Linked DNA regions of Homo sapiens: region 2 is linked to region 1. The links are chromatin contacts, found by Hi-C or POLR2A ChIA-PET in ENCODE. All regions are on one chromosome and are shown on one strand. The core of a region is the stretch at or near the end of the contact, and the rest is flanking DNA. Distances in the headings are between cores, read along the strand shown. Region 1 holds the start of H2BC5 (H2B clustered histone 5). Region 2 holds the start of NKAPL (NFKB activating protein like).

Evidence for each region. A loop is a pair of places that touch in the nucleus more often than their neighbours do. ChIA-PET counts read pairs that join two places held with the same protein, here RNA polymerase II (POLR2A).
Region 2: POLR2A ChIA-PET joins it to region 1 with 12 read pairs in B cell. The contact joins the promoter of NKAPL here to the promoter of H2BC5 in region 1. A Hi-C loop is called at or near these places in 1 of 37 single-sample maps with no recorded cell type. POLR2A ChIA-PET finds 5 or more read pairs at or near these places in 1 of 52 experiments (B cell).

Annotation. Positions count from the first base shown.
Region 1 is chr6:26,156,255-26,159,601 of GRCh38, forward strand. H2BC5 (H2B clustered histone 5) reads left to right here and starts at 1,868. Exons shown (of 1, transcript NM_021063.4): 1 at 1,868-2,353. The coding sequence starts at 1,916. The coding sequence ends at 2,296. It overlaps H1-4 (H1.4 linker histone, cluster member), which reads left to right and starts at 75. Exons shown (of 1, transcript NM_005321.3): 1 at 75-861. The coding sequence starts at 137. The coding sequence ends at 796. RefSeq lists enhancers at 1-554, 79-238, 499-578, 1,308-2,059, 2,199-2,248 and silencers at 869-918, 3,247-3,347.
Region 2 is chr6:28,257,816-28,261,162 of GRCh38, forward strand. It overlaps NKAPL (NFKB activating protein like), which reads left to right and starts at 1,482. Exons shown (of 1, transcript NM_001007531.3): 1 at 1,482-3,143. The coding sequence starts at 1,557. The coding sequence ends at 2,765. It also overlaps a transcript of ZKSCAN4 not described here. RefSeq lists a silencer at 1,490-1,569.

The sequences.
Region 1 (3,347 bases), core at 618-3,117:
GAGGCGGGCTGGACAGCGCACCAATCACGGCGCAGCTCCGCCCTATATAAACGGGCGGGCGCAGCGCCGCGGCTCGAGTCCCGGCCAGTGCCTCTGCTTCCGGCTCGAATTGCTCTCGCTCACGCTTGCCTTCAACATGTCCGAGACTGCGCCTGCCGCGCCCGCTGCTCCGGCCCCTGCCGAGAAGACTCCCGTGAAGAAGAAGGCCCGCAAGTCTGCAGGTGCGGCCAAGCGCAAAGCGTCTGGGCCCCCGGTGTCCGAGCTCATTACTAAAGCTGTTGCCGCCTCCAAGGAGCGCAGCGGCGTATCTTTGGCCGCTCTCAAGAAAGCGCTGGCAGCCGCTGGCTATGACGTGGAGAAGAACAACAGCCGCATCAAGCTGGGTCTCAAGAGCCTGGTGAGCAAGGGCACCCTGGTGCAGACCAAGGGCACCGGCGCGTCGGGTTCCTTCAAACTCAACAAGAAGGCGGCCTCTGGGGAAGCCAAGCCTAAGGCTAAAAAGGCAGGCGCGGCCAAGGCCAAGAAGCCAGCAGGAGCGGCGAAGAAGCCCAAGAAGGCGACGGGGGCGGCCACCCCCAAGAAGAGCGCCAAGAAGACCCCAAAGAAGGCGAAGAAGCCGGCTGCAGCTGCTGGAGCCAAAAAAGCGAAAAGCCCGAAAAAGGCGAAAGCAGCCAAGCCAAAAAAGGCGCCCAAGAGCCCAGCGAAGGCCAAAGCAGTTAAACCCAAGGCGGCTAAACCAAAGACCGCCAAGCCCAAGGCAGCCAAGCCAAAGAAGGCGGCAGCCAAGAAAAAGTAGAAAGTTCCTTTGGCCAACTGCTTAGAAGCCCAACACAACCCAAAGGCTCTTTTCAGAGCCACCCACCGCTCTCAGTAAAAGAGCTGTTGCACTATTAGGGGGCGTGGCTCGGGAAAACGCTGCTAAGCAGGGGCGGGTCTCCCGGGAACAAAGTCGGGGAGAGGAGTGGGATTTTGTGTGTCTCCGGAGCTATTTTTGACTAAGGCGTCGCGTCGCCCAAGCCGGAGTGCAGTGGCGTCATCTCGATTTTGCGTTCTCGAGTGTCGGAGTTGAACCCATTTGGGCCTCCCTTGTGCTTTGCACTTTTAGCAGGCCCTGGCCTCCAGATAGCATGGGAAAAAAAATGTTGGGATTTTCCCGGGTTTCTAAGCTGGGTTTTTCCGAGTTCCAAACACGGCACAGTGTATCAGTTTCTGTGCTGGTTACAAGCCTACTGGTTATCCCTATCGAGTATGGCAGGCAGTGAGGGACTTCAGAGGAGTACGTCTTAGGACAAGTGGCATAGTACTGACATTATTTCCGAAGGGCTACATTTCAAGTGCTTGGGGAGACTACTGCCACATAACTGAAAATTAGAAACCGACACTGCAGAAAAATACTTGGTCCTTAAATGTGGCATTTGGATGGATTAAGGACTTGCCGAAACGTAAAACTGACAGACTTGGGGGGGGGGGATGTCCCAATTAGCACGGCTTCTGTATGCAACGAGTCCCATACTTTGTTAAAGGAAGAAAGGAATGTGAGTTCTCCTAATCTGTTAAGTATCTTTCGGTGTAAGTTCTGACACCACAATGTTAAAAAAGTCGGATCTCAAAAACCAACTGCTCCAAGCGAAGTGCACAGCTGTCTTGCCTAAAGAGGCCTATTTATAGTAGCCTCGGGTAGTCTGGTCTGGGCTTTCTCATTGGGTACAAGTAAAGGAACGAAATAGCCAATGAAAAGGTAGACTTTTAAGTGTCGTTTACATTGGCATTTGTGACGACACTCTAAAATTAATCCAATCATAAACGAAATCTGATTAACCTCATTTGAATACCGCATCTATAAATGAACAGGGCCTCGGCGGGAGTGATTATTTTCTCAGGTGTTTGCAACAGTGTTCTAACTATTAACGCTACGATGCCTGAACCTACCAAGTCTGCTCCTGCCCCAAAGAAGGGCTCCAAGAAGGCGGTGACTAAGGCTCAGAAGAAGGACGGGAAGAAGCGCAAGCGCAGCCGCAAGGAGAGCTATTCAGTGTATGTGTACAAGGTGCTGAAGCAGGTCCATCCCGACACCGGCATCTCTTCCAAGGCAATGGGGATCATGAATTCCTTCGTCAACGACATCTTCGAGCGCATCGCAGGCGAGGCTTCCCGCCTGGCGCATTACAACAAGCGCTCGACCATCACCTCCAGGGAGATCCAGACGGCCGTGCGCCTGCTGCTTCCGGGGGAGCTGGCCAAGCACGCCGTGTCGGAGGGCACCAAGGCCGTCACCAAGTACACCAGTTCCAAGTAACTTTGCCAAGTAAGCATCTTTACACCTAATCCCAAAGGCTCTTTTAAGAGCCACGCATGTTTTCAATAAATGAGTTGTAATCATTTCATTCAAAAGGGGGGTTATTGGACTTAGCACCACAGTACCAATCTTTAATGTTACGTTAGTACTGCAGAGGAAATAACTTGGAAGTTACAGGGAATAACAATAGGTACTAGAAATTGAGTGCTATGGGTACGTATTAGATCGTTAGCTCATTTAGTATCACATAACACTAGCATAAACTGAAAGTATTGTAAATGTACAGCTCTTTGGTTTCCGTGTGCAGATTTCCAAGTTGATCGTGATGTTGATCCGGGACTCGGTGTGGTGACGGCCCGCCCTGAGCACGAAAGTGCACGCTCTTGACAACTTCCTTATGTTTGGAGCTTTCTCCACCACCACCCCCGCCCATTTTCTTGTAAAATTTTTACCATGCAGATATGTAATAACTGCAAGTAAAGGCTGAAGACAATGTGAGCTGAACACGGAACTATTACAAAGGTTTCTGATTTGTTTTGTAATTGGGCCAGTTTCTGTCTGAAGCTCTTAAGCGAGTGGGGCAGGGAAAGGCGGATCCTAGGCGCTGAGGTGCAGGAAAAAGAAGCAGCTTCTGAGACACCTTAAAATTCTTTTGCTAAACCGTCTTTTTCTGAAAGTCATTTAATTTATAGGTTTTTTTTTTTTTTTTTTTTTTTTTTTTTGGCAGCTTTCAGGTTAAAAGTCCTCCGGGTAACGGCAGAAACCAAATAGTCAATCATTAAGGTGCCTGACTGCACGTAGGCAATAGTTATCGCAGGACTGAAGCCCCCTTTGCAGTACAATTTATCCTTTCCTAGATGCCCCTGAGTACGGAGGACTGGAGGAGGTAGAAAGGGAAAGAAAACCTCCTTCTGGCAGGATGTAGCTTCTGCTGCACAAGGTAGGATGATGACAAAAGGTTTTCACTGCTGGGGAATGGATGATTGCGGGAGAAAAAGAATCTCGGAAAAGAGTCGGGAGGGAACTAGGAGGGAGTGGCCAGAAGGAAAGG
Region 2 (3,347 bases), core at 232-2,731, 2.1 Mb after region 1:
TATTTCATCAACCAGCTTTGTAATTCAAGTCTACATCAGATACTAAATGGCTTAAATTTACAATTATCCAAGTAAGACATATCCATTTCATTGGCCTATCAAGTAGTTTATAACTCCAAAAGAAAATTTTCTTTACTTACACAAACTCTATAGTACTCACCCTATCCATATGATATTTTCACTATACATGTGACCATTCACATATAATACTCCCTGCTGTTTACCAGTTCCTAAATTCATATAATTTATGTATGGAACCAATTCTTATCCCCTTCAATCAAAGTACTAAAATTCTACTTAGAGCAAATGATATGATTTGGTCTTATTCAATTTAATTTCCCCCATTTTGTTGTTTAGAGTTCTAGCATCAGGAAGGCATCATTCTTAAGTTTTGACCTGGCTGTCAAACAACTGAGCAGATCAACTTAATTAGAGAGAACCAAGATGATGTTAATGCCTATTTACATTTTAAGATGAGAGATAAATGATCTTGCATAAAACGTTTATCATTTCTGAGAGTGAGATCTAATGTGTATCGAGAAAGTGGTTTCCAAACTACAAAGTTTCTGAAGAAGTCTCCCTAGATAGAAAGACATCTGTCTACAAGATCGAGTGGGATGCTTCTGTGTGTTTCTAGGGTGGAAAAGTCTGTGAATTTAATAATTAAAATCATGACTCTGGGCCGGGCATGGTGGCTCACACCTGTAATTCCAGCACTTTGTAAGGCTGAGGTGGGAGGATCGCTTGAACCCAGGAGTTTGAGACCAGACTCAGAAACAAAGTGACAACGGTCTCTACAAATAATTATTAAAAAAATCAACCTGGCGTGGTGGTGGGCACCTGCAGTCCCAGCTCCTCGGGAGGATCTCTTGAACCTAGGAAGTCAAGTCGGCCCTGAGCCATGATCGTGCCACTGCACCCCAACCTGGGCGACAGAGTGAGATCCTGTCTCCAAAAAAAAAAAAAAAAAGTACGACTTTGGCCTTCACCTAGCTTAGAGGGTGAGCTCAAACTGATTCCAAAAGAAGTTTTGGTTCTTGCTTCCAGTGGTAACAAGGGGGGTTGGGAAGTGATTAATTAAACATATTTCCTCCACGAAGAGGGTGGACAAGTTCCTTTTTTAGGAAGGAAAAAAGGAGGAGCGTTGGTAGTAGGGATCTTCCACAGAGGGGTAAAGTTAAGGAGGTGGAAATGAAAGGGAAGAACAAAGGGTGAGAAGCAAAATGGTAAAAGCGAAATCGAAAAAGAGAAGTGGGTGTTCCAACAGTAGAGGGGATCATTGACGCAAATTCGTCCTTTTATGTTCCCACACGGCTCAAGTTGGGGAATATAAGTCCTAAAAACAGGCGCACCCTAATCCTACCTACTTCCCACAAGAAGCCTTCACGCAGCCAAGGCCCGCCCCACATAGCACACGCGCGGATTCGTTTTCCGTTTGGTAACTGACAGGAAGCGGAAGCCGTGCGTGGGAGGCCGATTCTAGTGCGCCTGCGTGGCCGCGAATCACCAGCCAGCCTCTGGGTCTGTAGCAACCGCCCAGCGTTGAGGCGCGGCTCATGCCCCCAGTATCCCGGTCCAGCTATTCCGAGGACATCGTGGGCTCTCGGAGAAGGCGACGCAGCTCCTCGGGGAGCCCACCATCCCCGCAGAGCAGATGTTCCTCTTGGGATGGCTGTTCCCGCTCTCACTCCCGCGGCCGTGAGGGCCTCAGGCCTCCTTGGAGTGAGTTGGACGTGGGCGCTCTTTACCCCTTTAGTCGCTCTGGGTCGCGAGGGCGGCTCCCAAGATTCCGCAACTACGCCTTCGCGTCCTCCTGGTCGACCTCGTATAGTGGATATCGCTACCATCGTCACTGCTATGCAGAAGAACGGCAGTCAGCGGAAGACTACGAGAAGGAAGAGAGCCATCGGCAGAGGAGGCTGAAGGAGAGAGAGAGGATTGGGGAATTGGGAGCGCCTGAAGTGTGGGGGCCGTCTCCAAAGTTCCCTCAGCTAGATTCTGACGAACATACCCCAGTTGAGGATGAAGAAGAGGTAACGCATCAGAAAAGCAGCAGTTCAGATTCCAACTCGGAAGAACATAGGAAAAAGAAGACCAGTCGTTCAAGAAACAAGAAAAAAAGAAAGAATAAGTCGTCTAAAAGAAAGCATAGGAAATATTCTGATAGTGACAGTAACTCAGAGTCTGACACAAATTCTGACTCTGATGATGATAAAAAGAGAGTTAAAGCCAAGAAGAAAAAGAAGAAAAAGAAACACAAAACAAAGAAAAAGAAGAATAAGAAAACCAAAAAAGAATCCAGTGACTCAAGCTGTAAAGACTCAGAAGAGGACTTGTCAGAAGCTACCTGGATGGAGCAGCCAAATGTGGCAGATACTATGGATTTAATAGGGCCAGAAGCACCTATAATACATACCTCTCAAGATGAAAAACCTTTGAAGTATGGCCATGCTTTGCTTCCCGGTGAAGGTGCAGCTATGGCTGAGTATGTAAAAGCTGGAAAGCGAATCCCACGAAGAGGTGAAATTGGGTTGACAAGTGAAGAGATCGGTTCTTTTGAATGCTCAGGTTATGTCATGAGTGGTAGCAGGCATCGCAGAATGGAGGCTGTACGACTGCGTAAGGAGAACCAGATCTACAGTGCTGATGAGAAGAGAGCTCTTGCATCCTTTAACCAAGAAGAGAGACGAAAGAGAGAAAGTAAGATTTTAGCCAGTTTCCGAGAGATGGTGCACAAAAAGACAAAAGAGAAAGATGACAAGTAAGGACTTACTTGTTGCACAGCAGGAATTTTAACAACAAAAATTTTATGTGACCAAAAGTGTTAAAAGGCTTTACAGTGCTACTGTACTTACCATATTAGTAAGTCCCTCAGGAAAAAGCTTCTTTTGAGATATCTTTAGCAGCTTATTTTTTGTTATTTTAACTTTAAAAAGTAATATGTGCACATGGTTTTAAAAATATTCAACCATTATAGGAGGAGAGTTAGTAAAAAGTGAATCTTTCACTTTAGCCCCTGACACCTTTCCCCCAAAAATATATATTTTGGTGTCTTATATACAGAATATACATTCTGTGCATATACAAGAGTATATGTTGCAGCATAAAGATTAAAAGCTATTAAAGTTTTTTTTCGCTCGTTACTCTTTTGCCATTCATTTGCCCCGGGGGGACCAAAAGAAGCCCAGAAAGAACAAAGGATTCAATCAAGTGTATACTTCTACTTTCAGTTAATAGACTGGCTTAGAAAATAGAAAAGATTTAGTGGCTCTTACAAATGAAAAGTCTAGAAGAAGGATGGATTTTCTGCATGGCTTTAATTGGACATTGGCTTTCTTCTCCACTTT